Regions from separate parts of the Mus musculus genome. Here all the other regions are linked to region 2. The links are chromatin loops, found by intact Hi-C in ENCODE. Cell type or tissue: heart. All regions are shown on one strand. Each heading gives the region's core, and the rest is flanking DNA. Links, peaks and the distances in the headings are about the cores only.

The links. A loop is a pair of places that touch in the nucleus more often than their neighbours do. Peaks named below come from ENCODE experiments on the same cell type or tissue, not always from the same donor. Only the 100,000 strongest peaks of a DNase experiment are listed, where the experiment ranks them.
Region 1: it touches region 2 in a loop (4-fold over the local background); 9 of 42 quality-filtered maps call a loop at or near these places.
Region 3: it touches region 2 in a loop (2.9-fold over the local background); 6 of 42 quality-filtered maps call a loop at or near these places.

The regions. Positions count from the first base shown.
Region 1 is chr16:18,806,934-18,817,549 of GRCm38, reverse strand. Cdc45 (cell division cycle 45) reads left to right here and starts at 5,578. Exons shown (of 19, transcript NM_001358206.1): 1 at 5,578-6,035; 2 at 6,186-6,245; 3 at 7,069-7,161; 4 at 8,681-8,818; 5 at 10,127-10,270. The coding sequence starts at 5,985. It overlaps Ufd1 (ubiquitin recognition factor in ER-associated degradation 1), which reads right to left and starts at 5,256. Exons shown (of 12, transcript NM_011672.4): 1 at 5,133-5,256; 2 at 2,588-2,720; 3 at 2,189-2,221. The coding sequence starts at 5,135. In heart, for the core only: CTCF peaks have their summits at 5,062 and 5,924; DNase peaks (open chromatin) are centred at 5,249 and 5,819; H3K4me3 peaks cover 3,160 bases; H3K27ac peaks cover 2,074 bases.
Region 2 is chr16:18,871,596-18,881,781 of GRCm38, reverse strand. Mrpl40 (mitochondrial ribosomal protein L40) reads left to right here and starts at 5,145. Exons shown (of 4, transcript NM_010922.2): 1 at 5,145-5,311; 2 at 6,375-6,458; 3 at 8,087-8,245; 4 at 9,120-9,764. The coding sequence starts at 5,259. The coding sequence ends at 9,444. It overlaps Hira (histone cell cycle regulator), which reads right to left and starts at 5,032. Exons shown (of 25, transcript NM_010435.2): 1 at 4,263-5,032. The coding sequence starts at 4,299. In heart, for the core only: a CTCF peak has its summit at 3,835; DNase peaks (open chromatin) are centred at 4,691 and 5,171; H3K4me3 peaks cover 3,349 bases; H3K27ac peaks cover 2,533 bases.
Region 3 is chr16:18,680,957-18,691,572 of GRCm38, reverse strand. It overlaps the pseudogene Rps2-ps7. Among named protein-coding and RNA genes, the nearest start is that of Gm41429, 10 kb to the left of the region's middle. In heart, for the core only: a CTCF peak has its summit at 3,991; DNase peaks (open chromatin) are centred at 3,992 and 4,432; H3K4me3 peaks cover 923 bases; H3K27ac peaks cover 2,024 bases; H3K27me3 peaks cover 250 bases.

The DNA of each region.
Region 1 (10,616 bases), core at 1,064-9,063, 65 kb after region 2:
AACCAGTACACACTGCAGGCACCAGGGAAGCAAAGGGGTGGTAAGGGAGAAAGACCAGGGAATAGACTTTCCAAGCCCTAAAGACACAGTTTTCCAGGTCAGCTACCAGACACACAATCCAGGAAGAGGGACAGCTAAGCAAAGGAATGGATGAGAATTCAGCCAGTTCAAGGAATGACCAGTAATTAGGCAAGATGGCTGGGATCAGGTGTGAGAGTAAGTCAGGAAGGGAGACACTATGAGAACACATGGAACAGAGACAAGTACCAGGCCAGTGGGCAGCCCTAGCTCAGAAGGCCACAACATGGCATGTTTCTGAATTCCAATGGTCTATGAGTTAATGGCTGCACAGAGGGCAGGAGCCAGCAACGGGACTAGTGGAATGCTGACTCAAAGGCACAAGGGCAGAGAGAGGAGGGCCTGGCCACACGAAACCAGAAAAGGCCAGGAGACCAGGGCAATAGGAAAGTGCTGTGAGGTTCTCAGTGGTGTTTGCTATGTCCTGGGCAATTGTTTAATCTTCCCAGAATAATGAAGGCACTATCATTCCTCCCTTTTTAGTTTGTTGGAGAAACTGAGGCATGTGGATAAAGTAACATGCCCTCAATGAGCACGCTCAGGAGTGGTCGTGCTGGGATCCATACTTAGTGTGCAGAAGTCAGAACTCTGCCACTTGTCAGTAGACTGCAGCTTGTCAGGTTAAGCACACACCAAGACTCACTTCATAGCCCTAAATGGCCTCTACCTCAGAGGCTTGCCACCACATCTGGCAAGAAAAGTTCACTTAGTATCAGGAGGCAGAGAAGACTTCTGGCCTCTCTGTAAATGTTGAATGAATAAAGTCAATCAGGGAAGAGCTTGGGTGGGAAGCTCCAAAGCAGCCTAGAAAACTGCCTCACTGTAGAATGGAGGTGATCTTGCCAGGACAAGGGTGACTGAGACAAGTGGCCCAGGGCCAAGGAATTAGGTTTATGTTCTTTGTCACTAAAACAGCTCCAACCATGGAAGCTACAAGTTGACCCAGAGTCTGGGTGCTGCAGACCAGGCTCCACCAAAGATCTGAGGCAGAGGAAATTAAAGGAAACTCTAGCACCCTTCAGCCACTGACTGATGGGAGAGCCTGACTTCGAGCTCCCCAGTCCTCTGAGACACTTAATTGCTACAGCCTGAGCAATAACCTGCATCTCACAAATCAAGACTCCCTTGGTCTTACTTGGTTACAGTGGGTTTTTTCCACCACTTAACAGGCCTCAACAGCTGAGCAAGGTGGCACACCTGTAACTCAGAAAGTCAAGGCAGGAAGATTTTAAGTTCAAGGTCATCCTAGTTAAGTTGGGTGAGACCCAGTGTGAAGGAAGAAAAAGGGCTTTAAAGGGCTGAAGGGTCTACTCAGTGAATAAACACTCAACTAGCATGCAACCCTTAGTACAGCAAAAGCAAACAAAGAAAGGTCTGAATGTTGCTCTGATCTGGTCTAAATCCCACTGATTCCATTCCAAAGTATCTTTCTGGACACTTTGCTAAGGGACACACCTGGGCTCCTTGGCCAGCTCACCCCAAAAGCAAGACCAAAGACCCACAGGATGAATTCAGTATGGGAAGATCTTCAAGTTTCCAAAGCAAAGATTGTGTCCACAATCAGGGCTGTTCATAATCCGAGAGAGAGCAAGCCTGGGGCTTTTCTCACAACGGCTTTATCTGGCACAGGAAGAGAAAGTGGCAGTTCAACCTCTGGCTTCCTCAGGATACAATGCCACACTGGAAGTGAAAAACTCAGGTTTGGGAGATCTGGGTCATGCAGTTCTCTTGGAGATCAAGCTTTTTTTCCCCTTTAGGAAGACAACCTAGTGAGCCCACACCACAGTATGAACTACTCAAGCACTATACAAAGTGCTGTTCCTTTGTATCTAGACAAGTTCTTGAGACAAGCCAGGCACTGGGGAAGGGGCTGAGGTGAGAAGAAAGAGAAAAGAGTACCCTTTACTGAGTGGGTGCTTATAGCACCCTTGCAGTGGGAAGCAGAGCCATGCTTTGCCTCATCTAAGGTACTTGCCCCTGGTCCTTCTAGGCCAGCACACCCTCCAAAGAGGATTCTAACCACATCCTGACAAATGTTACACAGACTCTGAGGACAATGAAAAGCCCATGCCCATTTCTGGCTTCCCGTACTTATATAGAAAGTACTTACTGAGTTGATCGAGGGCTGAGGGTGGCATAATTACTGTGAAAAGAATATTTCAGGAATATTAAGTAAATAAAAACAAAAGGGTAGACCAAAGGCAAGATGTATACTTTCTGATGCATCTTTTAAAAGCTTTAAACAGTGGTTTGGGGCTAGCCAGAATTTCATAACGACTTTTCATAAAGAATCTTACTTGAAGTAATTTATTTTTGTGCTCTGAATGGCATTTAGTCAACAAACATAATTAGCACCCTACTCCCACCACCCATGCCTTAGGACAGTGACATTTTTACTATAATGTTAGTGTCTGGTGCCCACATGCAAACTAAGGGCTATAGAAGGCTACAGGGCTCATAGAGTTTAGGGCAGGAAAGGTTACTATTCAAAATAAAAACAGGCACATACTCTTCCCTCCTTTCTCCACATCTGACCTGTCATTAGGCCCTGCTAGCATGGACACGGAGAAGCAGCGGTACTGCGTGGAGAAGCGGTTCTGGAAGACCCGGGGAATCGGGTGGTCAAACATGTTGAAAGAAAACTAGGAGAAAGAAAGAAAGAAATGGTATTATTATTAAAACAAAGAAACAAAGGCACTGTAAAAAAAAAAGAGGCTGGTCATCAAGTCCTGAATCCCGGTGACCTTGACTTAGCCTCCCACATAACAAATGTACACAAATGTGCACTGTATCTACCTCAAAGGTATGTTTCTTTAGGCCAAGCACTAACATAGCAAGTCATCAGTGCGTATAAATGTGGTCAAAGAACACAGCAAACTAAAATCTCAACTAACCAGAATGTTCTTTTGACCACCTCGGCGGCACGGTGAACCTCAAATCCTTCTTGTGCCTCCCAAACTCATCCCTCAGGTCCAGTTTCTATTATCTATAGACAGTGCAACTTTACTAAATATAAAACCAGGCCTTCCCCTCCTATTCTTCTGCTACTATTCCCTATTCTCAAGATGGATCAAGGCTGGGCCTTACATACACTTCACAGAGACTCATTACTGACCATCCACCATCTCCTAACCTAACGTTTCTGTCTCTGGACTTGTAACTCCACCTGGAGCCCTTTCCCCACCATCCTTAACTTAGAAGCCACCTCTTTTCCTGAGTGCCTACCATTTGTGTGGCTCCAATCTGGACTTTAGGGGATATCACTTTAGTAATGTTTGGGTACTGCAGGCAGATATCACCTCTGCCCTGGGGAACTTGATATGAAAGACAAGGAAGATAACAATAAAATACCTATGTCTAGGAGTTTTAAAGACAAGAAACAGGTATCGGGACAGAGAGCACCCGAGAATGGATGTTAACCAAGTGTTCAGGAGGAGACCCTCATTAAAGACCTACATGTCTGAGTGTCAACTGGGCAAGAAACCCAAAAGAGCATTGCAGGTGGTGAAAAGCAGATGCCCATGTATGTATTCCTCCACCTGGCTTTCAGTAACAATGCTTTTTCTTCTTCAGCAAGCCTCCCTTGCTTTGGCAGGGGTCAGAGTTAGTGCTTCTCCTGGTGCTCACAGCACAGAACAGACCTGCACACTGCATATCAAGTATTTTCTCATACCAGCCAGCAAAGTCAAGACACGAAGAACTACATCCAAGACAGTCTGCTGACCTTCACATGCACATACGGGCTCACATACCCACCCGAAGGCTTCTATTCTCAAGCCCACGTGCACACCAACATCCCCCACCAATAAACTGTTCTTCAGTTACTAGTACACAAGTTTTCAGTCTTTTTTTTTTTTTTTTTTGGTTTATTCGAGACAGGGTTTCTCTGTATCGTCCTGGCTGTCCTGGAACTCACTTTGTAGACCAGGCTGGCCTTGAACTCAGAAATCTGCCTGCCTCTGCTTCCCTAGTGCTGGGATTAAAGGCGTGCTTCAGTCTTTTATCTTTTTCTTTAAGTACCAGAACTGTGTGACTCAGTCTTAGGTGCATAACCCACAAAGCCCTTTTTTGAGCCATGGGGTTGGGGGGTGGGGGGTGTGTGCTCGTCAAAGCATCTTCACCTATGCCATCCATCTAACCTACTGCTTCTCTCTGGAACATAAACAACGTACATGAAGTATGCAACACCCGAACGGTATCCTTCCAACTCAGCCACCAATGAACATGAGCTTCTATCATCCATGTTACTTCCTTTAAAGCTTTTATGCCTAACACATCAAACACTCAGTGCTGGTTATGTAAATGAACTTAGACAGGGACTTACTGTGACACTCAGGATAAAAATCTAATAATCACTTCTTGTTTTTAACAAACAAACAAATGGCACGGAGTCAACACTATATACAGGAGTGATGAGACATCACTGCAGCCGGATGGACTTGACTTCCAACCTCTGAGCCTCACTTTCCTGAGTACCACCTCTCTAAGTTTTAGTTCTACCGGTAAATATAATAACTACGTACCTATGTTCCATGGGGAATGCAGGAATTAAATAAGTATACGTTGATAGAAAAAAGGCGCACTACATATTACCTATTGTCGTTATCACAACGTGATGAACACAACGTGACATACAGCCTAAGACATGATTTCTACTAAATAAAAGGTCAGGGAACTTTGGCTGAGCTTAATGTCCTTCGTTTTCTCCTCCCTCGCGCCACTCCCCCAAGAAATCTCCAGTTAACTCCGAGTTCATGGAAACTTGTTGCGTGTCGAGCACTTATGAGAACTATCGACATAAAGTAGCAGGTTCCTTTTTACTCTCGGGGCTGCTGTCCCGCCGAAAGGCATTCGAGTCATGACTCGGACAAGCTAAGAAGAAAAGAGGTGGCTCGTAATTATGGGTCCCACTTGGGACAGAAGCTCTCGGGACAGTGTCGGGGCCCGACGCAGGCCCGGGTGACTCGGCACCTCCGCCACCAGGTCCAGGCCCTCCCTGCCAGCTCCAGGGGCAACTCTGGCATCATCCGGTTCGCGATCCCCGGTCAACTCACCATGACTGACAGCGTTTGGTGATGCCGCTTCTTTTCCTGAACCTTACAATAAAAACCCACAGCTCCCTCTTTGCAGTCCAGGCCACTGCTCTGAAACCCAGAAACCGCGAGAGGCTCGCCGGAAGTGACGGAACACCGCAGGGGATGGGGTACGGAGGCCTGAAGTCAGCGGCGGAAAAACAGAAAGTCATGGGAAGGCCTGAGGTTTGAATATTACTTAAAGTAAACATTAAAACACTTGATAATTGATTTCACAGGATAGCGACTGTTTATAATGTTTAGATAGTACTCTCTTCCAAACAACTTGATAGGAGCCGTTCTCCTTACGGACTACAATACCCAGAATGCAGCTAGAGTTTCCGGCGTTGATCCCGGCCATCATGGATTCGGGCGGAAGTAATCTATAGCTCACTCTAATTCGACGAACCGTGTATTGGAAACTTATTGGAAACACATTCAAATAATGTGTGACTGAATTTACTTTATGTCTAAGAGTATATTGTTTTCTAAGTATGCCAGGGTCAGATAATAGACCTTCCTTCCCGAAGTAAAGATGTCTGCCAAACATAGGTGGTTTTGGGTGACTGGACGTTAGCGTCAACACCGGCAACAAGGTTCGCAGCCTGAGGAAAGATGTTTCATTTTTTGAGGGACGGGCGGGTCTTATCCAGCTGCGAATAGCAGAGCATTATTGGCTGTCCCCAGTAGGAACCAATCAGAAAGGAGGAAAGGCTAAGAATTATTGGCTGCTGGCGTGGACCAATCAGAAGAGCTGTGATTTGGCGGGAGTCTTGACGACCTCCGGGGCTGTCCGTGTCTCAGCGCCAGTTCTAGGTATCCGCCGCTGTGGCTATGTTCGTGACCGATTTCCGCAAGGAGTTCTACGAGACGGTCCACAACCAGGTGACTCCCATTCCACGATCCTGATCCAAACCTTATCTGGGGGCTGGGGAGAAGAGGGCGAGTGTCCGTGGATGGGCCGGGAGGTCAGAGAGTTGCCACAGAGTTTAGCGTCCCTGTGTTCAACTCATCTGTCCACGTTTGCTTCTACAGAGGGTCCTTCTCTTTGTGGCCTCGGACGTGGATGCCTTGTGTGCTTGCAAGATCCTCCAGGTGAGCTTTGAATACCTTAGGAAGGTAGGACAGGAGGGAGAGGTGACAGATCAGGGTTGGCCCCAGCAGGGGGTAGGTCACAGAAGGGGAGGGACCAGAAGGAGCAGGCAGGAGGTGAGGAACCCAAAATATCCTCTCTGACCTATACTGGAGCTAGAGAGAAGTATAGTGCAAACAGTGAGACAAGTACGTAGTGTTTTATACAGTAACCCAAGTGAAAATGGTTTCACTTCTGAAATCTTTGAATTTGTAAATGACCTCTCAAAGATGGAATTTGAGAGAGGAGATGTGACAGTGGGGAGTGGTATAATAGGGAGTGCAGGAAATACAGGAGCCCCGAGTCTATTAGAGAAGATTGTTAGTTTGGGCTCTGACCATAGTGTGGTTTGTTTTTTTGTTTTTGTTTTTTCAAGACAGGGTTTCTCTGTGTAGCCCTGGCTGTCCTGGAACTCACTTTATAGACCAGGCTGGCCTCGAACTCAAATCCATCTCCCTCTGCCTTCCGAGTGCTGGGATTAAAGGCGTGCGTGCGCCACCACACCCGGCTCATAGTGTGGTTTTTACAATGTGCTGGGGTTAGGAATTTTTCAGAACCCCTGTAATTAAAATTAGGGTATTTTTTTTCTCTTAATGTTTTACTTTGGCACACTGTACAGATTCAGATTGAATTCTTGCTCACAGCCTTGCCACGTAGCTTCTCCTATTGACCTTTTACCAAACAGCATATCACATAGATCTTTGTCTCAACTCAACTAGTCTGCTTCTGGTGATTGCAGGTAAGTTATCTTTAATGAGGGTTTCTGACCACATGCTCTCTCTCCAGGCCCTGTTTCAGTGTGACCACGTCCAGTATACGCTGGTTCCGGTTTCTGGGTGGCAAGAACTTGAAACTGCATATCTTGAACATAAAGAGCAGGTATGAACTAATGAATTGGAGAATAATTAGGCCACTCTACTCAGTGGCAGGTTCTTAATACTTAGCATTTGTCCAGTTCTGAAGTAGGAGAAGGGTGTTTTTGAAGTATCAGTTTTATTAGGCTTAAAGTTATGGTGGCGGAATCAACATTTGCCAAGGAACCACCAATTTAAGGTAGGTTTGAACTACATCTAGCAAGACTGAGGCCAGCCTGGGCTACACGACAAGATCCTGTCTCAAAAATAAAAACAGTTTAGTTGTGGGCAGCACCTACTCTGACCTCACTTGTTGTTTCCATTTATTTATTTATTTTGTATCCCATATCAGCCTCCTTCCTCCTAGTTACCCCCCCCCACAGTACCTCCTCCTATTCCCTTTTCTGAGAAGGAGAACCACCCCCCCTTACAGGGTGTTACCCCCCCCACCCCCACCCTCCCAGCTCATCAAGTCACTGCAGGACCTCTCCCACTGAGGCCAGACAAAACAGCCCAGTTAGGGGAATGGAATCCACATAAAGGCAACAGAGTCAGAGCAGCCCCCTCTTGAGTTGTTGGGGATCCACGTGAAGATGAAGCTGCACTTGCTACATATGTGTGCAGGGGGAGTGGGGGGCAGCAGGCTAGATCCAGCTCATGCTTGCTCTTGGGGAGGGGGTTCAGTCCTAACCTCACTTATTTCATTAGGATACACTACTGCTCTATGTTATCTCTAGAAAATGCATTCCAGTTATCAAACACGTTTTCACTTTGGAATTAAACGGTAGAACCAAGACTCCTTACCTCTGCCTGGGACCAGATGAGAATGGGTTATTGAAGGCCCTATAGGGAATGGGTAGGGCATGTCAAAATGCATTTGGAGTCCCTGGCTGCTTCTAGGATGACTTGGAAGAGATTCATTTATAATTTGAAGTACTTATATCAGTCGAGTTTTTTACCTCCAGTATTTTGAGACAAGATCTTATTTGCTAGCCGAGGACAATCCTCCTTCCTTGGCCTTCAAAGTGTTGTATTACAGGTGTGAGCCCATAGGCAGGCAATTTGGTGTTACTAAGGAAAGGTTTTACCTATAGTGATTGTTTGATAAAGGATCTAATATTGAGGAGGCCACGTGAGGCTGCCCAAGATTTACTGCAAGCCTAACCCACACAGTGCTGGTGATGTGGTAAGCTGTAGGGGACATTGCAGCAACATTTTGGCATTGAGCAACAGCCCGCGAGACTGGTATGTGTGTGTGTGAAGTCCTGCTCCTGTTCTTCATTAGCTATTTGTGTACAAGTCTTGAGTTTGCAGAGCCTCGGCGTGCTCTTCAGGAAGCAAGAAGAGCCCCAGAACCTATTTTACAGTGTCATCATGGAAAGGCTGTAACCAAGCCAGCTGTGAGCAGTTTTCAAGCCACTTAGCATTCCTCCTGGGCCTTGCCATAATGTGCTCAATGGAGGAGCACAGGGACTGGCAGTGCTGGGGAGGAGCGGCCTCCTAGGTGCAGTGTCTCCTTTACAGTGCCTCGTCCTGTTTTTCAGTTCTCCTATTTCATCCTCATAAACTGTGGAGCCAACGTGGACCTGTTGGATATCCTTCAGCCTGATGAAGACAGTATATTTTTTGTGTGTGATACCCACAGGCCAGTGAACGTTGTGAATGTGTACAATGACACTCAGGTACCCAGCCCTTCTGTGTGCTCTCCCTTTAGTCAGTCTGTACCTTTTTGGGCTGTGACAGTATTGCACAGATCTGTGCAGAGTGTGCTTCCCACTTCTGCAGCTGGGGGCATCTTCAGTACAGGACGCTCCTTTTTACCCAGTTCATGGGCACGCGCACAATACATTTGTGGGATGTGCATCATTTGGAGGGTGGACAGACAGAAGGTTTCAGCCTCAGATAGCTCAACTATACTTATTCTGAACTCAAAGCATTAAGTACAAAATGTAGCACAGACCAGCTGTCTAAGCATTCTGTGATCTGGTCTCTTTCCACAAGGCTTCAGATTCTGAGATCCTCATATGATACCAGTCAGGAATTGCTATTAAAGACAAAAAGTGTATTGGCTTAAGGGTTCACATCTGTCTTGATCCATTTTGTGTCGCTATAAGAAAATATCTGAGACTGGGTACCTTATAGATAAAAGTTATATTTAGCTTACTGTCCTGGATATTCAAGAGTATGGTACAGCACAGCCATCTGCTCTGCTTGGTGAGACCCCTGTGGTGAGTGGTTTCCCAATAGAGGGAGTGTATAGGATAGTAAGGAAATTTCTATGGTGAGACAGGAATATCAGAGCAAGCCGATGAAGTTTTATAACCACACTGCACATGGAAACTAAGCCCCCAAGAGACCTGACACACTTCTAAGTGACCCCTGACTGACCTAACACTTGCCAGACCCCACTTCTTAATGGCTCTACCCCCTCAATACCCTACATAGGCTGCAAGCTTCAGGTGTGGTGGACCTTTTGGGGTATAAACCATATAAAATATCCAACCATAACAACGTATTCATATTCTTTATCAAAAGCCAGCTGGTAGGACTTTACTTTTAATGTATAACATAAGAAAGAAATGTTGGGGGGGGGTGGCTCAGTGGACCTGGGCTCAATTCCCAGCACCCACATGGCAGCTTCCAACTGTCTGTAACTCCAGTTCCATGGGACCTGACACCCTCACACAAGAAAAATACCAATGCCCATAAAATAAAAATTAACCAATTTAAAAAGAAAGAAAGAAGTGTTGTCCAGACTTAAAGTAGATGGTAAATGCTTTTCAGAACATAGTTTCATAATTTAATAATGCCATGTGGGGCAGCTCTAGTGCCTTACTGAATGGTACTGAGCTGCCAGGGCTCTGCTATTGTGTGTACAGAAAACTTGGGAGCAGCTGATTAAGGAAAAGTAAGATTCTACAGAAGCAACATGATGAATGGTTTTCTGGCAAGGAGAGAAGAAAAGCTAGATTGGTTTTGTTTTATAACAGATCAAATTGCTTATTAAACAAGAGGATGACCTTGAGGTTCCTGCCTACGACGACATCTTTAGAGATGAAGCAGAGGATGAAGATCTTTCAGACAGTGACGGTGATGGGTCAGAGCCTTCAGAGAAGCGCACACGGTTAGAAGAGGTGAGTGTGGGTCAGGTCAGCATTCTGGAAGAAGCAGAGTTAGGACAGGTGTGTGAAAGCCAGCTGTGGCATTCTGGGCCTGCCCTCAGCTGGGCATACCCAGCACTGGGAAGTGAAAGGGTTAATGTGTGTAAGAACAGACTCTGCCTTCTATTTACCCCATAGCTTTGTGGCCTTTGGCAGGTTTCTAGAGTTATTTGAGATGTGTTTTATCTATACAGGAGGATCCTGGCAAAGGAAATGAAATTTAGGTCAGTTTAATTCAATGTAGGAATAATCAGCAAACGTTCAAAAACAAAAAAACCCATCTGATAGCACACACCTTTAATCCCAGCACTCTGGAGGC
Region 2 (10,186 bases), core at 1-8,000:
TCATTTGCTAGGCTTCTCTTAGTCTATAAGCAAATACTAAAGTAATTAGGTTACACTAGCAATATCTGGGTAAACAAATCTGGGTCAATGAAGACAGCTCATATACCTTCTATGGATACCCACAAGACCCAAGATTGGGATGATAACACCAGGCCCTCCACTTGGCTTCACTGGTCAGAGCCAGGGACTACGCAAGTGTGCCTCCCAGCTGTATAACATGAATCTCCTCATAAGCTGAAAGTGTATGTTCAACCACTTACTAGATTAAAATTCTAAAATGAAAAAAAAAATGTGTGTATGTGATATATGGGAAAGGATCTCAATCTATAGCCCAGCTGGCCTCAAACTTCTGCCTCTTGGGTTCTGGATTTACAGTCATGGACCATCATGGACAGCTGATTGATTAAATGTTGGGGGTCAGGGGTTGGTAAACTGACCTGAATTCTGTCTCTGGCACCTACACAAAAAGCCAGGTGTAACACCACACCAGTAATCCCAGCACTTGGGATGCAAAAGACAGGAGTATCTTGAGGGATCACTGGCCAGTCAATGAATTCCAGGTTCAGTAAGAAACACTGTTTCAAAAAGGGAGAGGGCAACAGAAGAAACTTGACATTCATCTCTGGCACACGTACACACAGGCATAGACATAGAAATAATGAGCAAACAAACAAATATGTAAATGTCTGAGAGAATTCCACTAGGAGCTCAGGAGATAGCTCAGTGAGTAGAGAGTCTGCAACACAAACATGAGAACCTACTAACCCCCAGCACCCATATAAAAACCCAACAATGTCTATTCCTCCACCTCTAACTCCAGCTTGAGTGAGATGGGCAAGAAGGGAATCACTTCCTGATTGCCAGGGTAGATCTGTCTCAGGGATATACAGAACAGAATGATGATAAAGCAGAGCACTTGCAAACCTCTCCTAGTCTCCAAATGTGTGTAGGCATACATGTGTACATACACCCCAAACACACACACACACACACACACATACACAAGAAAACAGCACTGCCCATCTCTCATCTGTATTCTTTCTCCAGCACACTTATAAACTCAAAAAATGATATAAATCTACACTTCCTGCATGTAATGGCCAAGTCCCACTAGTTCTTCCTTTATCTACAGTGCTTCCTCCTCTTTCTCATCTCTGCCACCACCTTTCCTCACTCTCTTAGCACATCTTACCAAGATCCGGAGTTCACCTTCTAAGTCCAAGGACTTCCTAAAACACATTTTAGGTGTCCAAACCCCTCAGAAACTTCAATGCACCCCTCCCAAAACCCAAAAAGGAAAGTTCAAGTCCCCACAAGGTGTTCAAGATTCCATGCATCCCTCAGCCACATTCTCTTCCTCTCCTTCCTCAGCTTACCTTATGCAGCATACACTATGTCTCCAAATGGAATGCTTGAGCTTTTTGATCCTGACTGTCCAAGAACACCATCTCTGTTATTAACATTCTCTGCAGAGACTCATCTACACTTGGAGATAAGCCCTTTGTAGTTCAATCTTTCTGCCTCAGCCTGCCCCAAGTACCATAACTATAGGTGTATGCCACCATAACTAGAGCCCAGGATATAAGCTTACTTAGCAGTGAAACTTATTTTGGCCATGATTAAAGTAAATGTGTATGGCCAGGTATGATGGTGCATGCCTTTAATCTCTGCAACTGAAAGACAGAGGCAGGAGGATCTCTGTGAGTTCTAGGCCAGCATGGTCTACTGGGAGAGTTCCAAGAAAACCAGGGCTAGACAGTGAGATCTTGTCTCAAAAAATAAATAAGTAAAATATAGTCAATAAGATTGCATCTTATAGACCAGGCATGGTGGCACACACCTTTAATCCCAGCACTTGGGAGGCAGAGGCAGGTGGATTTCTGAGTTCAAGGCCAGCTTGGTCTACAGAGTGAGGTCCAGGACAGCCAGGACTATGCAGAGAAACCCTATCTCGAAAAAAAACAAACAAACAAAAATGCTGATAACCAGAACATTTCAGCTGGAGATGATATGGCCTATCAATGAGCATCAGCAATATCCAGATATTTTTGGTAGAGGTAAATGGACAGTTATGGTGGTAGATACTGCTGACATCTAAGTAAAGATCACACAATACACAGGACAGCCCCTAAAACAGTTGTGACTAAAAATGGCAATCATGCTGGGGCTGAGATATCCTTTCTGAGAGGTTTCTCTAGTACTGGGCCAAAATCTGAAGACCAACAAACACCTCTCTTTCTGCTTTTAACTCTTCTAGTTGCCTACCTTGCCTTGTTCTCTTTTCCTCCCCTCTCTGAACTCTCAGACCCCAAGAGTTCATGCTGTATATATAAGGAGACAGGAAATGCTGAGTGAGAAAGCCAGGAAGTACGATCCCCTCCAGTGCAGTAGGGCTTCTATTTATTCATCCAAAGGAAACTTGACTCTACCAGCTACTACTCTTCAGGACCTGGCTAGGAAGCCACTCCCCACCTCTCATTACCATCATCTTTAAAGGCATGCTTGGCAGTGACATGTAATAACACCATCTCCAAGGTAAAGGCAATATAGAGAAAGAGGGTGCCTTTAAATTAAAAAAAAAAAAAAGAGAAGTTTGCTTAAGTCTCAACATCTTTTATCATGAATAATCATCACTTAGATTTTTTTACTTAAAAAAATTTTCATGCCAGGTGGTGGTGGTGCATGCCTTTAATCCTAGGACTTGGGAGGCAGAGGCAGGTTGATCTCTGAGTTCGAGGCCAGCCTGGTCTACAGAGTGAGTTCCAGGACAGCCAGGGCTATACAGAGAAACCCTGGCTCAAAAAAAAACAAAAAACAAAAAAACAAAAACAAAAAAAATTTTTTCATACAGTATGGTTCTATCATATTCTTTCCCCTCCCCATCACCTAGATTTCAAATGAACTTTGAACCTTCTTGCCTCCAAACTTGTGTGTGTGTGTGTGTGTGTGTGTGTGTGTGTGTGTTTTCGAGACTGGGTTTCTCTGTGTAGCCCGGGCTGTCCTGGAACTCACTCTGTAAACCAGGCTGGCCTTGAACTCAGAGATCCGCCTGCCTCTGCCTCCTGAGTGCTGGGATTAAAGGTGTGCTCCACCACTGCTCGGACTAGGCTCCAAACTTTAAAATCTGTTCTTAGCTGAACTTCAGAATCATACTGTTTAATGTAGAGAGCATGTCGTACCCAGTCTACGTCTACGATCTTCCTTGTGAACGCCCCCTCCCCCTCCAAAAAAAAAAAAAAAAAAAAAAAAAAAGTTCGGCTGTGAATAAAAAGCACCCAGGACCAATTTTTTTTTAAATTTGGCCACGTGGATTTTTAAAAAGAGAAAAATGCATCTACTTGCCTTCTTTTACGCGGGCGCGCGCACACACACACAAAAACACACACACAACTGTAGCTCCCTCTAGATGCAATACAAAGTAGAAAGGAGGAAAGACCCTTCCTCTTTCAGCAGAGCTTGGCTGCTTCCTCGTGCTTCCTTCGGGTCCTTCCAGAGACTCAAGTACTAGCTGGGGGGAAAGGCTCTAGCTCTTCCTCACTCGCTCGGCAGAGAGCAAACAACCTCCTGCAGTAGTTCTCGACAAAACTGGATGCCACCGGCTGCTTTCTCCACCAGGGTGTAGGAATCTGCTATTTGAAGTCACTATCACGGATCCAAAGTCGCTTGTCTCCTGTGCACCACTGGCCCCAATCTTAGTCATCTGAAGCCCCAATCCTTACATTAAACGTGGTTCTTTCGTGGTCCTCCGTAGGACCTGAGCCCAGGCCCTTCCCATTCCAGGATCGCAATAGCCCGAGTGGGGGCACTGTCACAAACTCCAGGCCTCAGAAAGGGCAATACAGCCAGTAAGTATCTCATGCAGATTCACCGAGCCGCTGAAAGGCCACAAGGGGGATGTCGCCCCAGTTTCATACTCACAACCATCTGAGCACATACTGGATGGTGAAGCCGGATGGCAGCACCAGGTCGGTACCCAAGCCGGCTCACCAGAGCCAGGCATCCCAGATTAAGGGTGGGCGGCGCAGGACACAGCGCCATTGCCTGAGGCAAAGGCGGACTTCGCTGCAACCAGCCCGAAGCACGTGCCCGGGCTCGCCGGTGTCCCAGAGCCGGGGACAAAGTCTGCTCCTGCCCGTTCTGCAGCTCCAGCACCCGGCACCAGCGTCTGGACAAGGTGGGCAGGACTTGAGCACCGCCGCAAGCCAATCCCAGACCCCACCCCGATGCAGGTTCGGCCGCCCACGACTCCTGCGTGCACTCACCATTGTGGTTGACCCAGGTTGGCTTCAAGAGCTTCATTGTTCGGCCGCTGCCGGGCTGAAGCCAGAGCCGTGTCCCTCAGCACGCCTGGGCCATGGAGCTGCCGCAGCTTCCTCCCGCGCCGCCCGCCCTCCGGCCGCCGCCCACCCTTGCCCTCAGCGCCGCCGCGCCATCGCCGGCCCGTGCCCCCAGCCGCCGCCACAGCCGCCTCCTGCGCTCGGCCGCCGCCGCCGCCGCCACAGCCGCATCCCCTGCGCCGCTCCTCCTCCGGCGGCTCCCGGGCAACGCCGGAAGTCACGGCGCGCACCTGCCAAATCGCCCCGGCGGGAAACCGCTCCCTACGCGGACCGGGCCGCCTCGGTTCTTCGGTAGACAGGGGGGGGAGGACGGGGATACTCCGCTGCCACTGATGTGGTCGCCGATGAGGGTCGGTGTGAGCAGGCTGGCAAAGCCTTGAGATCCCGCCCGGCGATGCAGAACCAGGGTGGTGTGCAGATCTCTAGTTCTACCTCCGCGGCTCCGAGTCCAGCTTAGTAACTAGCTTCCGCCATCCATCAATTCGCGCTATTGGGCATCTCGCGAGCGCCAGCCGGGCGGGCGCCAGCATGCATCTAGCGGCAGACGGCAGCGGGCCCTGAGCTCGATTGCATGCATAAAAGAACTAGGCTGGTGAAGGATAGGGGGCCAGACGGGCGCATTTATTAGAAGAGCGGGGCGTTTTCATAGATGTAAACACATAGGCCAGGCGGAGCAGAGAGCAGGAAAACACCGCAGCATCCACAGAAGGCGGGACGCCCGCAAAAGGGCGCGGCGAAGCCACCGTTGCTTGCCCGGGGCGGGGCTGCGTCGGGGGCGGGGCCAGCTGCGGGCCCGCCTCTCGGAATCCCAGACCCGCGAGTTCCGGGCCGAGGCCTGCCAGACCCGACCGGGTACCTCAGGTCGGACCGCCCAGGGGCGTGCTCCCGGAAGCTGCCCGCCAGCGGGTGGCGTGAAAAACTATGGCTACCGGGGTGATGCTGTGTGCTGCGCGGGCTCTGCGGCCTCGGAGCTGGTGAGTGTAGCCGCGGGTGGCAGAATACCCAGGGCGCGTGCGCGGGCTTTGCCCCGTAGCTGCTCGCTAGTGCTCGCAGATTATTTCTGGGCATGAGCCTACCGCATCTGTTGCGGATGAAAATCCGAACTGGAAGTGTACTCACTTAACAGGCTATTTGCCTAACAAGTGTGAAGCCTAAGTCGTGCTTAAGTGGTGGCCTACTCCTGCAACCCCAGCACTATGGAGGTGGAGGCTAGGTCAGAAAGTCAAGGTCGTAACAGCTGCATACAAACCTGGCTATATTACACCCCATTTTTAAAAAGAAGAAAAAGACGCCGGGCGTGGTGGAGCACGCCTTTAAACCCAGCACTTGGGAGGCAAAGGCAGGCGGATTTCTGAGTTCGAGGTCAGCCCAGTCTACAAAGGGAGTTCCAGGACAGCCAGGGCTTTACAGAGAAACTCTGTCTCAAAAAAACCCAAAAAAAAAAAAAAAAAAAAAAAAAGGAAGAAGAGCAATGTGTTTTTAAAAATCCAAGGATATGTTTTATAGAAGGGACGTATAGTACAGTGGGAGGGGGTACTTTACTCAGTGGTCCACACTGAAGCATCCCTCCTTCCTTCCTCGAGGTACCAGTCATATACTAGACAGGTCTAGTATAGAATAGAGTTTATTTGTGGGTATGGGAAGGGGAATTGAGAAGAGAGTAGAGGCAGAGAAAGAGAGGGGACAGAGAAGGGGAGAGAGAGAGAGACAGAAAGAAACAGAGAGACGGAAGAAGAAGGAGAAGAAGAAGAAGATCCTGCCAGAGCAAGTAAAGGCTCTGCCCCAGTGAGAAACAGAGTTCTGTAAATTCCTCACTTTGACCTTGCTGGCCTAATACAAATGAACTAGACATGGTGGAGCAGCTGAGGCAAGAAAATTGTCTCAAGTTGCAAGATAGCCCGAATTAGGGAGACTTTTGTCTGAAAAAAATACAAAATAGATACTTACAAACATCCTCCGGGTTTTAGGAAGACCTATAGTTATGTGTATGTGCCTTCTCTTTCCCCAGATCTTTATACATACCCTTCTCTCCTTCAGGATCCCTGGAACCTGCCAGGCACACGTCAGACACACCCACCAGAGAGCTTCCTTACTGGCCTTCTGGGATCTCATCCCCATGAGGTAAAATCCAGCATAACCCTTAGCTCTTGGGGTATGAGAAACACGTGTATGCATATGACCAAAACAAAGCAAGAGTGCCCAACCTTGGGTTAGCAAGCAGATTTCAGTCTGTGGAACTAATAGTTAAATTTAAGTGGATGCCTCTGTCCTTTGAAGGAGCTCTGTACTATGATAGCATAGCATATATGTATTGCTACTTGAGTAGTTTAAATAAGTAGCAGCTAGATTTAAGGAGTCTTATGTGTTTCAAAGGGCATATCTTAACTTCTGTATTTCCATAGGCCTTGCTCTTCCCTGCTCATTCTGATTCACTGAGTGGGAGAAAGGTTCAAAGACTAATAATAGTTACTCTAGGAACTTTGGATGCTTTCTTGGGGCTTTATTTAGTTTATTGCTAAAAGGTTTGCTTTAAGGGTTTTTTTTTTTTAATGTTTATGTTCCTGACATATGTATACACATGTGTTTGGGGTGCCCAAAGCCAGTCAGGGGTTATAGCTCTCCTAGTTACAAACAGTTGTGAGCCCCTGATGTGGGTTCTGGGAACCAAACTCCAGTGTTTAAGATCTGCAAGCACTCCTTGTAACTCCTAAGTCATCTCTCCAGCTTCAAATTTGATTATTCCTAATGCCACATTTAGCCTGGGAAGTGTGTTCCTAAAAGTAAATCAGATACTTGCCAAAGCTTTAGGACATGGCTAATTTTGTAATGTGTTATGTCTACATGCATGGTGCCCACAAAGGCCAGAAGAGGGTCCCAGATCCCTTGGAACCAGAATCAATGATGGTTGTAAGCTGCCATGTGAGTGCTGGGAACAAAACCTAGATCCTCGGCAAGAGCAGCAAGTGTTCTTAACCACGGAGCCCTCTCAACACCCCAGAAACTGATTTAAAAAAAAAAAAATCTGGCAGTCATTTTTACTGTCCTGTCTCTTTTAGTCTTGAAGCATTTTGTAAATCACAAATTCATTTCAAATGTGAATGAGCTTTTACTCCCTTAGTTCAGCACGTTCACTTCTCAGGGCAGCTTTAAGATACACCTGAATCACAGACTGGCACTTCCAAGCTAAGAATGTAGCTTGGTTTATTGGATCCTTGCCTAGCATGCACAAAGCCTTAAGTTAATCCCCAGCACCAGAATACTGGGAGTAGTAGAAAATAACTAGGCTGGAAGTCTGGAGGTAGAGACAGTAGGATCAGAGTTCAAGGACATCCTTGACAACATAGCCAGTTAAAGGCAAGCTAGGACTGTGTAAGAATAAAAGTTAAAAAAAAAAAAAAAGTTGGGCAGTGGTTGCACACCCCTTTAATATCAACACTTGGGAGGCAGAGACAGTTTGACAAGGCCAGCCTGGTCTACAGAGTGAGTTCAGGACAGCCAGGGCTACAGAGAAACCCTGTCTCAGAACCACCCACCCCACCCCACCAACAAAAAGAAAGAATCAACAGTTCCTCTTAGTAGATCCCTGTCCTTCCTGGAATTGATAGGACCCATACCGTCCTCGGGAAGACAGTGGACTAAGCTCGTGGAGTTAGGGCTGCGGACAGCTTTCTTGTTAGCATATAGCACAAGTATGAGATACTTTATTTAGCATCCTATCCGTCCTGAGGTTGAGTGCTTGTACCCACTAGAGCAGAACCTCTGCGGAAGAAGAAGAAGGTAGACCCCAGAAAGGATCAAGCAGCAAAGGATCGCTTGAAAAAGAGGATCCGAAAACTGGAAAAAGCCTCCCAAGAACTGATTCCTATTGAAGATTTTATTACCCCTGTGAGGTTCTTGGATAAATCAAGGTAAGAGTTCTCCTCTGGGAGACATCTTTAATGCAAAGGAGTTCCTCAAGTAGTTCTAACTGAAGTTCATGTCTGTGGTAGGAACAAGTGAGTAGGTTTGACTTGGCCCTGACCTGAATCCTTTTCATTTTGATTGTGCTTTTGGGGATTTTGGGGGGAGATTCTCAGGGAGTTTAGATCAGCTTTGCTCCAGGGTTCGTGTTATTTATTTCCATGAGCCTTGGCTCTGACCCTTGACATAGACCCTAGCTCTGTAGCCCTCATCCTATCAAAAGTGCACAGTTTATAAAACCGTACAAGTTGGGAAGCACCAGTGTTTTTCTAGTGTTCTAGGACTAAACAAGCTCTTGTCTCTAGTTGGTGTTTGTTTCATTTTTCTACTGTACCCCCAGCTCACCAAAAGGATAATTTGCCTGGGGCAGAAACAGTATAGTTCTCTCCAAGCAGGCAAGCAGGCTCCTTCTGCCGGAGGAAAGCAGCTGCTGCCATGTTCTATGCTGAGCGGTTTTTTTTTTTTCTTTTTTTTTGTAATATGTAATTGTGTGTTGGGAGTATGTTCATATGAATGCAAGTACCCTTACAGGCAGCAGATGCTCTTGGCTTGAGTTATAAGCAGTTTTGAGCCACATAATTCTAGTGCTAAGAAGAAATTCTGGTGTCTAAGAACAGTAAATGCTCTTAACCTCTGAATCCTCCCCCCAGCCCTGACATTACATTCTTAATATATCCTCAAATTTACTATTTTCCTGAGCCCTGGTTATGCCTGGCCGTGCTGGTAGTAGGGCACTTAAGTCATGTGCAGTCACAAGGGTCCCTCTGCAATAGTGTCAGTACTCTTTGGCCTCCCATGTTTGCTCTATGTGTTTGTTCACAGACAGCGACCTCAGGAGGAGCATTCACCTGAGGAGAGTGAACGGAGAGCTCTTCTGCTGAAGAGGTGGGCACTGTTTAAGCAGCAGGAGCATGAGATGGAGAGGGACGCCATCAGATCCATGCTAGAAGCCCAGCAGGAAGCCCTGGAGGAGCTGAAACTTGAATCTGCAGAGCTCTATGCCGAGGCCATAAAGCGGGATACCAGCCTATTCCCCTTCGAGAAAGAAGGGCCACATTACACACCACCTATCTCTAACTACCAGGCCCCTGAAGGCAGGTACAATGATATCACCAAGGTGTACACACAAGTAGAATTCAAAAGATAAGAGACTGAAAACTGCTGTCCTGGGAACATGCTGGCCCTAGGAGTCTGGAGTAGAGATCTAAAGTCTACTTTCCACAGACAAGTGAGTCATCCTAGGAACAAATAAAGGGTAATCAAGAGTATCTGTCTTTTGTTTTGTTTTTTTCAAGTCAGGGTTTCTCTGTGTAGTCCTGGCTGTCCTGGAACTCACTCTGTAGACCAGGCTGGCCTCGAACTCGGAAATTCACCTGCCTCTGCCTCCCAAGTGCTGGGAATAAAGGCATTCGCCACCATGCCCGGCTGTCATTTATTGTAATCAACAAATAAAGGGTAATCAAAAGTATCTGTCGTTTATTTTAATCAATATGAATTCACCTAAGTTTGACTGAGGTTTTCAGATGCTGGTAAAACAGTGACAGAAAAACAAGAAGAACCTTCCAGTTGGGATGTGGCTGGAAACTAAAGATTTCAGTTATATTCTAAACAATTTGCAGAAGGCATGTAATAACCCAAAGGTGAAAAGCATGCTGGGTAAGTGTGACAGGAAACTGGACCTTTGCTGGGAGGCAGCTGCAAAATTTCCCCTTGGATTGTCAAGATGAAGAGGGCCTTTCGAGAGTGGGACAAGCCAGAAATCTGCTGTGGCCTCCAGAAGAGGACGAGTCAGGCCCAAGACTTGCATTTGCTACAATTAATCTGAAACAATTACTGAAATCCCAGTGCCTGGAAGACTGAAGCAAAAAGACTGCCAGGAGTTTTAAGGC
Region 3 (10,616 bases), core at 893-8,892, 190 kb after region 2:
ATGGTGCTGCCAGGCTTCTAGATCACGAGTTCAAGGCCAACCTGAGCGTCCTAGCAAGATTCAGTCTCTAAGCAAGCATGTGAGAACTGCTTTTCTCCCTTGTCTTCTAAACAGTTACTGTGATCCTCCACGGCCCATCCCACAGCCTAAGAACTTACTGCGCAGGCCACAGAGAAAATGTCTGCAAACAGACCCTCGGAAGTGGGAGCTTCAAACTTACAGAGGCAGAAAAACTGCTCACAGGGAAACACAACCAAGCTTCCTGCCTGTCCCTGCGTGGACCATCTAGTTGTGCAGACCCCTTTCACTGCCTCTGGGGCCAGACTCACCCCAGATTCTTACTCTGTCCCCTTGTCCTGGCAGCTGTAACCACCCTCTCATCCATAGAGTGATTCAAATCTCCAAGCCTCAAAAAGGGTCCTTCAGCCATGGCCCTACCCACCCATGGCCCCACCCACCCATGGCTCCACCAAGTCATGGCCAAACTCAGCCATGGTCCCACTTAGCTATGGCCCTATCCAGTCATGGCCCCACCCAGCCATGCCCCCCCCCCCCCACCTAGCTATGGTCCTGCTCAGCCACGGCCTCAGTCAACCCTCTGTCCACACATGGTCAAATCCAACAGCTCTGTGCCTGTCTCCATCTATGTGTTATGTAACCTGTGACCCTGCATCTCATCAATAAGCAATGGCTGCCCACAACAGATGCTGTGTCTGACTTTTGCCTTTGATCAACCTGGAGCAGGTGAGTCTCTAAGGTCTTTGGCTCCAGAGAGCCAGCCAGGCCACCCCCCTGTTCCCACCTGAAACTACATCCCTGTATAACCTTTCTAAGTGCTTTATACATCTCACAGGACAGGAAGTGCAAGGTCAAATAGGAAGAAGTTCCTGGCTCAGTCACTTACCCTCATTTGGTTTCCCTCCTTATAACAACATGGCTGCTGCAGTTCCAAGCACAATATCCAGTCCCATGTACCCCAAGAAGAGGCTAATTTATCCCTTAGCTATCTGCTTGGATGCCTTTCCAGCATACACAGCTTAGAGTTAGGGCAAAGGCCAACAGGAAGCTCTCTGGTCAGAGAACAGGTGTCATGAAACCTGCCAATTCACAAGTGAAAGCAGACACCCACAGGGCCATGAGTGCATATGTACCAAGGCACTGGAGCATCCTCACAGAGCAGATCCTGGCATCTACAGACCGTGTCAGCCCACAGTGCCTCCTGTGTGTTCTGGAAGAGCTATAATGCTGTTTGGGTTTTTTTCTTCACAAAGCCCCCTTAGTTCCAGTGAAAGTGCCAAAGCTTCAAGGTCCTTGGCACTTTCTCCTCAACACAGGACACACAACCCTGGCTCCCAGGCCTGCCAGACCCTTCCTGTTTATGCTCTGGGGGATGAAGTTGCAGCAGGGCAGGTGAGTGGGGCTCCAGCACAGCCTTTGTTCTTGACAGCTTGAAGTGAAGAGACCTAAGCTCACAGGAACAAATGCCGCACAGGAGGAACACACATGGCTGAGAGTCCCTTGAACTTGGCTTAGAAGGGAGAGTGTGGGGCATTCAGCTAGCCAAAACTCAGTAAACCTACCAAGCAATATGCAGGGCAAGAGAGAGTATAGCATCTCCTGTGTCCAGTGGCCTCTTCATCCTGGGATGCTCACCCCTGGATGAGGTGCTTGGAGCTGCAACCTCAGCTGGGGGTCAATATTTATTTGTTTGTTTGTTTATGATGTGTGCACAGCAGACAGAGAGAGAGAGAGAGACAGAGAGAGAGAGAGAGAGAGAGAGAGAGAGAGAAGCAGGCGGTGTACACATATGTGGGAGGCAGAGGACAACCTCATTTGCTCTCTACTTACTGAGATAAGGTGAGATAAGGTCTCTCACTGAACCTGGAGCTTGACCAATCAGCTGGGTGGATTGGTCAATAAGTTCCAGGGACCTATCCTATTTCCTTCCCCAGCTCTGGGGCTAGGTACAGGTACAGGTACAGGTACAGGTACAGGTACAGGTACAGGTACAGGTACAGGTACAGGTACAGGTACAGGTACAGGTACAGGTACAGGTACAGGTAGACACAGGCCCTGGTGCTTGCATAGCAAGCACTTCATCCAGTGAGCCATTTCCCAGCCCTTCAGTTACTTTTTAAGATGGTGTTCCTGAAGTCTGACTTGCATAACCTAAAATGTGTGCAATCCACTAGGACATGCACTCAGGCCATCCCAGAGCATCCCAGCACTCCAGCAAGGGGTGGGTGCCCTGCTCCTTGCAGTCTTCAGGTACAGGTTCCCTCTACTTTGCCCTCCAGCCATACACATAACTTAATAATATTTAGAGAAAATAACATGGCTGTGCACTGCTGGAAAGTACTTTAGGTAAAGGAAGCAGAGGTGAGGCAGAGAGCATGTTACTGAGTACACGAGTCCCACACAGCAGTGTCTCCCATCATGCACAGAGCACAGGAGTCCCACACAGCAGTGTCTCCCACCATGCACAGAGCACACGAGTCCCACCCAATCTCTCCCATCATCTCTAGTGTCAACTCGACACACACTTGACACTCTTATCGGGGTTGACCCGAACCCAACCAACCACATGCTGGAAAATGTTTAATTTTTTTCAAATAACACTTATAGGCAGATTTGCAGTTTCCATCCAGCAGGTGCGTCATAGAGATCCAGCCATGACATTTACTTATAATCACAGAAATTGGAAGTCTGAAACAGGAGGATGGCAAGCAAGCATATCTATGAAGGGTGCCAGGGAACGGGAGTTGTATACATTTGTGAGCTGCGATGTGGGTGCTGAGAATTGAACCAGAGTCCTCTGACAGCAGACAGTGCTCTTAACCACTGAGCCACCTCTCCAACTCCCAATTTTTAATTCTTAGAGCAAAAATAAATAAGTACATTTATTTCATTAGCATGCAAATTTGGGGATTTTTAAAAAGTAAATAAATGGTAAATTACAGGTACACCAAAGACATTTTAAAACAAAATTCTTTATGGTTTGTTATGGTTGTTTATCACATAAAAATTTGATTTTGTAGGGGCTGGAGAGATGGCTCAGCGGTTAAGAGCACTGATTGCTCTTCCAGAGGTCCTGAGTTCAAATCCCACAACCACATGGTGGCTCACAGCCATCTGTAATGGGATCTGACTCCCTCTTCTGGAGTGTCTGAAGACAGCTACAGTGTACTTATATACATAATAAATAAATAAATCTTTTTAAAATTTTTTATTTTGTCGATCTATTTCATATGCCTATGTACCCAAGGCTGTACAAAAAATCCACAGGGAGAAGGGATCAGTAAGGGGAAGTTTCAGGAATGTTGGTTTTGAGAGTCAGGGAACACTGGGTCAGTCTCTGAATTACCTGGTTGATTGTGCCTGGGATATGGGCAGCTTCAGAACTTAGGGTCTATGGATGCTATGTAAGCAATCTCTCCAAGGTACTCATCATGCGCGCGCGCGTGCGCGCGCGCGCGCGCGTGTGTGTGTGTGTGTGTGTGTGTGTGTGTGTGTGTGTGTGTGTGTGTGTCTGTCTGTCTTTGTACATGTATCTGTCAGTGTTTATAGGAGTGTTCATGTGTTTCTGTGAATGTCTGTCTGCATGTGTCTCTGTACTGTACATGTCTGTCTCTGTGTATGTGTCTGTGAGTGTGTCTGCGTGTATGTTTATGTGTGTCTGTGTGTGTCTCTCTGAGTGAGTCCTCTGTCTGTGTGTGGTGTGTTTCCATTGACCCTGTTGGGTGGAAGCACCGCAGGTTTTTCTCCAGCTTCCTCCCTCCCTTCTCTACATGCTCACCTTTGCTGAAGCAGAGCCTTGCCCTTAGGGAGTCAGAGCCGTGAGATATCTCCTCTCTTGGCGACTAAGACCAACGTCAACTAAAACCACACCAGAAAAAGCAGCTTCTGTCCAGCACGTGCCCTACAGAGATCCAACCATGACATTTACTGCCCATCTGCCTGATAGCTGGGATCTGAGGCCCCCTGTCGGTGGAAACTGGCCAAATCACTCAGATTGCCCTGCCATGATTTGAGTCACCTTCTGCCTTGGGCTCCGAAGATCTGGGCTGAGTGAGCACTCTGGAATGAAGGCGGGCCTGAGCTTAGATATAAACACCGTTTCTCCCTGTGTGTCTCCTTCTCTCTGGGTCTCTCTCTGTGTGTTTTTCACCCTTCTTCCCACCCCTCCTTCTTTCCCTCTCTCTGTTCTTCCCCGTTCTTCCACTCTTCTCAGTTTTATTGAGACATTCTCCAAGCCCAGAACGCAGGGTTCTGATTTGTCAGAGGTGAGTGCAGGCCAGCTCTGGGAAGAGTAGGATTCTCATGTTCCAGGAGAGGCTGACCAGCGCTGCAGACTGAACTGGGGCCCAGCCGTCTGCTGACCTCTCAGCTCAGCTCAGCGCAGCGCAGGGCAGGCCCTCCCTCCTGCCCTTCTGCAAACCGCACCGCCCTGGAGACTGGAGTGTTTGTGGCAGCCTGGTCCCGCCCTCCCCCTCTCCTGGCGCCTCCCGGGTCCCACGCTCCGCCCAGGCTGAAGCAATGACTTATTTGTGTATTGAGGTCACGGCAGCCCCTGGGGACAGAGTTGTCAGCCTGTGCCGCGGCCACAGGGTAGGCACTCACCAAGTCAATAATCGGTCTGAGGACTAGCGACTAGCCTTTTATTCCTTAGGTCTTTGAATTTTAAATTTTTTTATAAGAAAGGCATTTTATGCTAAAATTATAATAAATGTTTCTTTTCTGTCCTATTCACATTAAAATTTTTTTAGCTATATAGTTTATTTCTAGGTTCTCTTCATTTTCTCTCACTCACTTTACATCTCTATCTCAGTACCCCTCTCCTCCCTTTCCATAACACGCCCCTCTTTCCAACCTGAAAAGGGGAATCCCCCCCCCCCCCACCAGTGTTTCTTTGAAATGAGAATGTGCCTGCGGGTTCAGGAGGTGAGATCTGGAGGATCCTGAATTACAGGCCAGCTTGAGCCGCATAGGGAGACCAAGTCAGAGAAAGAGCCGGGTGGGAGGGAGAGGTGGAGAGATGGGGAGAGGAAAAACAGGCTTGGCTGAAGGCTTGTGCTTGTTATACTAGTGTTTAGGAAGAGGAGGCAGGATAATCAGAAGTTCAGCCTCAGCTACATAGTCCATTTGAGGCCAGCCTGAGAAACATGAGAACCTGTCCCCAAAACTAGTGAGCCCCCTCCCACCGAATAAGTAAAATAAGCACATGCAAGTTTCAGAGAGACCGAGCTGGGAAGCTCAAGGCATCACTAGGCCACCCAGCAGAGAGAAGTCACCACCTCCTTTGCCTGGGGGTGGGGGTGGGGAGTGTGGATGTGTGGATGAACAAGCAGTCCCTGATTGTCCTTGTGCTCTGACAGGTCACCTTGCTGCCCTTTCAAGCACAGGACCCTGGCCTGGGGGTCACACAGATGCCTCCTTCTCACTATGCAGAAGCCTGCTGCTTTGTAAGCTCCTTTGGAGGCAGGGCAGTTTGCAGCTTGCTGAGAAGAGCATGGGTAGCAAGGCCTCCACACACAGGCAGCTCTGCTGCAGCCTCAGTGATGAGAGGCAGTGAAGCCTCTGAGCATGGTGGGCACAGTCTGAGGGTCCAAGATGCTGCCAGGGTCCTTCCTTCTACCCTGTAGAAGCTGTACATCTGCCCAGTTGACAACAATGGGGTTCTCCACTATGAAGGATGGACTACGGGGCACCCTTGAGTACGTGAGAGTTTCTGTGTAAGCACCACACCTAAGAGAAAAAATGATCTGCATTTCTCTTAGGTTGACTTATTTCACTTAACACAGTGCTCTCCGATTGCAATCATTTTTCTGCAAATGACGTCATTTCATTCTTTTTGGATGAATAAAAATCCATTGACTATATACACCATAACTTTTTTACCCTTCTATCTGGTGATAGGTACCAAAACTGATTCAATGCCCTGGCTGTTGTGAATAGTGCTACAAAATTGGGGGGAGGGGCTATTTTAAATATGCACATCTATATGACATGAAGATGAAAGAGCAATAGAGAGCAAGAGAGGGAGAGACTCAAGAGGTGCACATGACCACATTAAATAAGCACAGGGATGCACACGAGCACAGTGATGCACATGGACACAGGGATGCACATGGACACAGTGATGCACATGGACACAGTGATGCACATGGGCACAGGGATGCACATGATCACAGTGATGCACATGGACACAGGGAGTGTACCTGGTCACAATTAAAATGCATGATTCTAAAAATGATATCTAGCCCCACAATGTCCACATTTCCTGTCCCTCCCATTCCCCTTTGTGTTGATTAGCCAATTGCATAAGATGAGATGCAAGTGCAACAGCGTGAGATGCAGCCAACACCTGTGTTCAGCCACGCCTGCTTCCTGCTCACTAACCCAGTTTGCATTAGACACTTTCCTTTGCAATAAAACACTTTCCATTTATTCATGGTTATTTTTCAATGCCATTAGACTTGTTATTTTTTTACCCTATCAAAAGAATTAATTTGATTTTTTGTTTTTGTTTTTTTTTGTTTGTTTGTTTGTTTTATTTTATGTATATGTGTACACTGTAGCTGTCTTCAGACACACCAGAAAAGGGCATTGGATCCCATTACAGATGGTTGTGAGCCACCAGGTGGTTGCTGGGAATTGAACTCAGGATCTTTGTAAAGAGCAGTCATTGCTCTTAAACTTTGAGCCATCTCTCAAACCCTAATTTCTTTTTAATTTATACATTTTATTTTATGTTTTGTCTGCATATATTCATGTGCACTACATGTGTGCTTGGTGCCTGAGAGGTCAGAAGAAGACATTAGATTCTCTACAACTGGAGTTACAGAATGTTATGAACTGCCATGTGGGTGCTGGGAACTGAATTCAGGTGCTCTGCAAGAATTCCTAACCATAAAGCCATCTCTCCAGCTCTAATTACTTTATTTGTTTGTTTGTTTGTTTCTTTTGTTTTTTCAAGACAGGGTTTCTCTGTGTAGCTCTGGCTGTCCTGGAACTCACTCTATAGACCAGGCTGGCCTCAAACTCAGAAATCCACCTGCCTCTTAATTACTTTATTTTTAAAGGTGTTTTATTTCATTTTGTTTTTGGTTTGGTTTGTTTTTTTCTAGACAGGGTTTCTCTGTGTAGCCCTGGCTGTCCTGGAACTCACTCTGTAGACCAGGCTGGCCTCGAACACAGAAATCCACCTGCCTCTGCTTCCCAAGTGCTGGGATTAAAGGTGTGTTCCACCATGCCTGGCTTAAAGGTGTTTTATTTCATGTTTCCCCATTAGCATTTTTTTTTTTTTTGGAGACAGGATCTTGCTCTGTAGCCCAGGCTAGCCTGGGAGTGGGGAAACTTGATCTGTTCTCCCTGCCTCCGGCTACTCTTCCCAAAGCTGGAATTACAGACCTGCCTGGTTACACAGGGCCATTTTAGTAAACCTTTACTAGACAACTTAGTGTTAACTAAAACACAAGGAAGAGGCTTACCCGGCTGACCATGCCCTGGCCTGCAGGACCATAGGATTCCCTGACTGAGGCTGAGAGCACCTGGCCTCTCTCCAGATAAATTGGGCCTTCTCTGGGTACAAGACCAAAAGGCACACCCCTCATATTGATGGCCGTTCCTGCCCCAGCCAGGGTCCATCTAGGAAGAGAAGCATCCATATGAACTGGAGTTCAGGGACTGTTGGGCTGTAGCAACTCTGGAGGTGGTGAGTATGGAACCACCAAGCCTGAGGCAGTCAAGCCTGGCACAGCTCCGCCCACTTTCCACAAAAGGAGAGAGGAGCCGGCCAGCTGCCCAGTGCACTGAGCAGCCTGACAGAGGGCACTGGCCCCAGCTGGGGCCACTGATGCTCCCCCTCACTGGGACTCTCTCTCTGGTGGCCATACATTGTTTGACGGGAGTTTGTTTTTCTTGGCTCTAGGTAGCAAGATTAGTTACACACTTTGTAATTTTTGGTATTGACGGTATTTTTAACCAGTACACACAGCATCGTGGGAACATCCTGGAGTTCCCGGCATGTCTGTAGTCTAAAATCAGCCCTGTTCCCACCCCAGCCTTCCTCTTTCCCCCACAGAATGGCGCAGTAGGATGTCTAACTTGTTCATTTAGCATTTTAGCCTAAACCTGGGTAGATGTGGGGAACTCAGAATTCCCACATTGTAATGGTTCATCTTCACTGTCAGCCAGATTTACAATTACAATGGACACATCCTCTGGGTGTGTCTATGACTCTGTTTTCCGAAAGGTAAAGACTAACCTTGAACACAGGCACCGCCATTGTTATGATATGATATGATATGATATGATATGATATGTTATGATATGATATGATTCAGTGTGTGTGTATGTGTGGTGGGGGTACATGGTAAGCCCAGGCCAAGGCATCCCCTGAGAAATCACGTTATGCTACAGATCTGGTATAAAGGAGGTTTAGTTGGAGTGAGGTCCTGGAGAAGGGGTAGAGGCAGGCAGACAGGAACAGAGGCATGAGGGCAGAGAAGGAAGACAGAGAAGGACAGAAAGAAGAACTGAAAGGGAAAAGAAGAGACCAGCTGAGAAGAAAGGAAGAGGGGAAGGAAAGGAAAGGAAAGGAAAGGAAAGGAAAGGAAAGGAAAGGAAAGGAAAGGAAGAAAGGAGATACTGGGAGGCTGGCCTCTCCTCTCTCTTTGCTTCTGGACCATGAAGTGAATGGCTTCCTTCATTATACATCCTGCTGTGACACTCTTGCTTTGATGCAGGCACAGAGCAACAGGGTCAAATGAACATGGACTGGGACCTCAGAAGCTACAAGTCAAAAGGAAAGGAAGAAAGAAAGAAAGAAAGAAAGAAAGGAAGGAAGGAAGGAAGGAAGGAAGGAAGGAAGGAAGAAAGAAAGAAAGAAAGAAAGAAAGAAAGAAAGAAAGAAAGAAAGAAAGAAAGAAAGAAAGAAAGGAAGGAAGGTTGCCACCATTTCCTGTCAGGTGCTCACTACCTGACAGGTAACGGTAGCAGGGCAATTAAGCCCTTGCTAGGTCCCTGGGAGGAGCCTAGTGGAATCACTGTAAACTAACAACCAGCACCCATCGCTCTCGGCCTCCTCACAGTGAGTAAGATGTGACCGGCTGCCTCACATTCCTGCGGTCATACTTCCCTGTCAAGATGGACTGAGCCCTTGCACCACACGGTGGGAATATAGACCTTCCTCGCCGAGGTTGTGTCTGTTGGGTATTTTGTCATAGCAACAGAAAAACTAACTGATACGGCTCTCACCTACGATTGAGTCTCCATTCTCCAGCCTCTAATATGTGATGACAGAAGGGAACATTAAAAGGACCATGTGGGCTTCTTCTTCTTCGGGAAAACACCAAATGGCGGATGACGCAGGTGCAGCGGGAGGGCCCGGAGGACCCGTAGGCCCAGGATTAGGAGGCCGCGGCGGCTTCCGCGGAGGATTCGGCAGCGGTCTAGGGGCCGCGGTCGTGGCCCGAGGCCGTGGCCGTGGTCGAGGCCGCGGGGCTCGTGGAGGTAAAGCTGAAGACAAGGAGTGGATCCCCGTTACCAAGCTGGGCCGCCTTGTTAAGGACATGAAGATCAAGTCCTTGGAGGAGATCTACCTGTTCTCCCTGCCTATTAAGGAGTCTGAGATCATTGACTTCTTCCTGGGTGCGTCCCTAAAGGATGAGGTTCTGAAAATCATGCCAGTGCAGAAGCAGACTAGGACTGGCCAGCGGACCAGGTTCAAGGCTTTCGTCGCTATTGGGGACTACAATGGTCACATTGGTCTTGGTGTTAAGTGCTCCAAGGAGGTTGCCACTGCCATCCGAGGGGCCATCATCTTGGCCAAGCTTTCCATCGTCCCTGTGCGGAGAGGCTACTGGGGGAACAAGATTGGCAAGCCCCCACACTGTTCCATGCAAGGTGACAGGCCGCTGTGGCTCTGTGCTGGTGCGTCTCATCCCTGTCCCCAGAGGCACTGGCATTGTCTCTGCTCCTGTGCCCAAGAAGCTCCTGATGATGGCTGGTATAGATGACTGCTACACTTCAGCCAGAGGCTGCACTGCCACCCTGGGCAACTTTGCTAAGGCCACGTTTGATGCCATCTCCAAGACTTACAGCTACCTGACCCCCGACCTCTGGAAAGAGACTATGTTCACCAAGTCTCCTTATCAGGAATTCACTGATCATCTTGTGAAAACCCACACCAGAGTCTCTGTTCAGAGGACCCAGGCTCCAGCTGTGGCTACCACATAAGGGTTTTTATACAAGAAAAATAAAAGAATTAAGTCTGCTTTAAAAAAAAAAAAAAAGGACCATGTGGCAGTGAGTAGTTAGTTCACTCTGGTCTCCCGGTGGGTCACACGTGCTCTGCACCTGCCCAAAAGCTATAGATTCACGAATGAAACACACACATACACACACACACACACCCTTTATATTTTGATATGCCTTGACTAGCTCAATGGCAGGGCACTTCCAAACCTCCCTGCAGCTCACACACATTCCCCTCCAGTATTCTTGAAAGTAATACTTGTTAAATCTATACTTTATCTCTGCTGCTCCAGACTTAATCAGGGGAGTGGCCCCTGGGACACTGAAAATGTTTTTTGTTTTTTGTTCTTGTTGTTGTT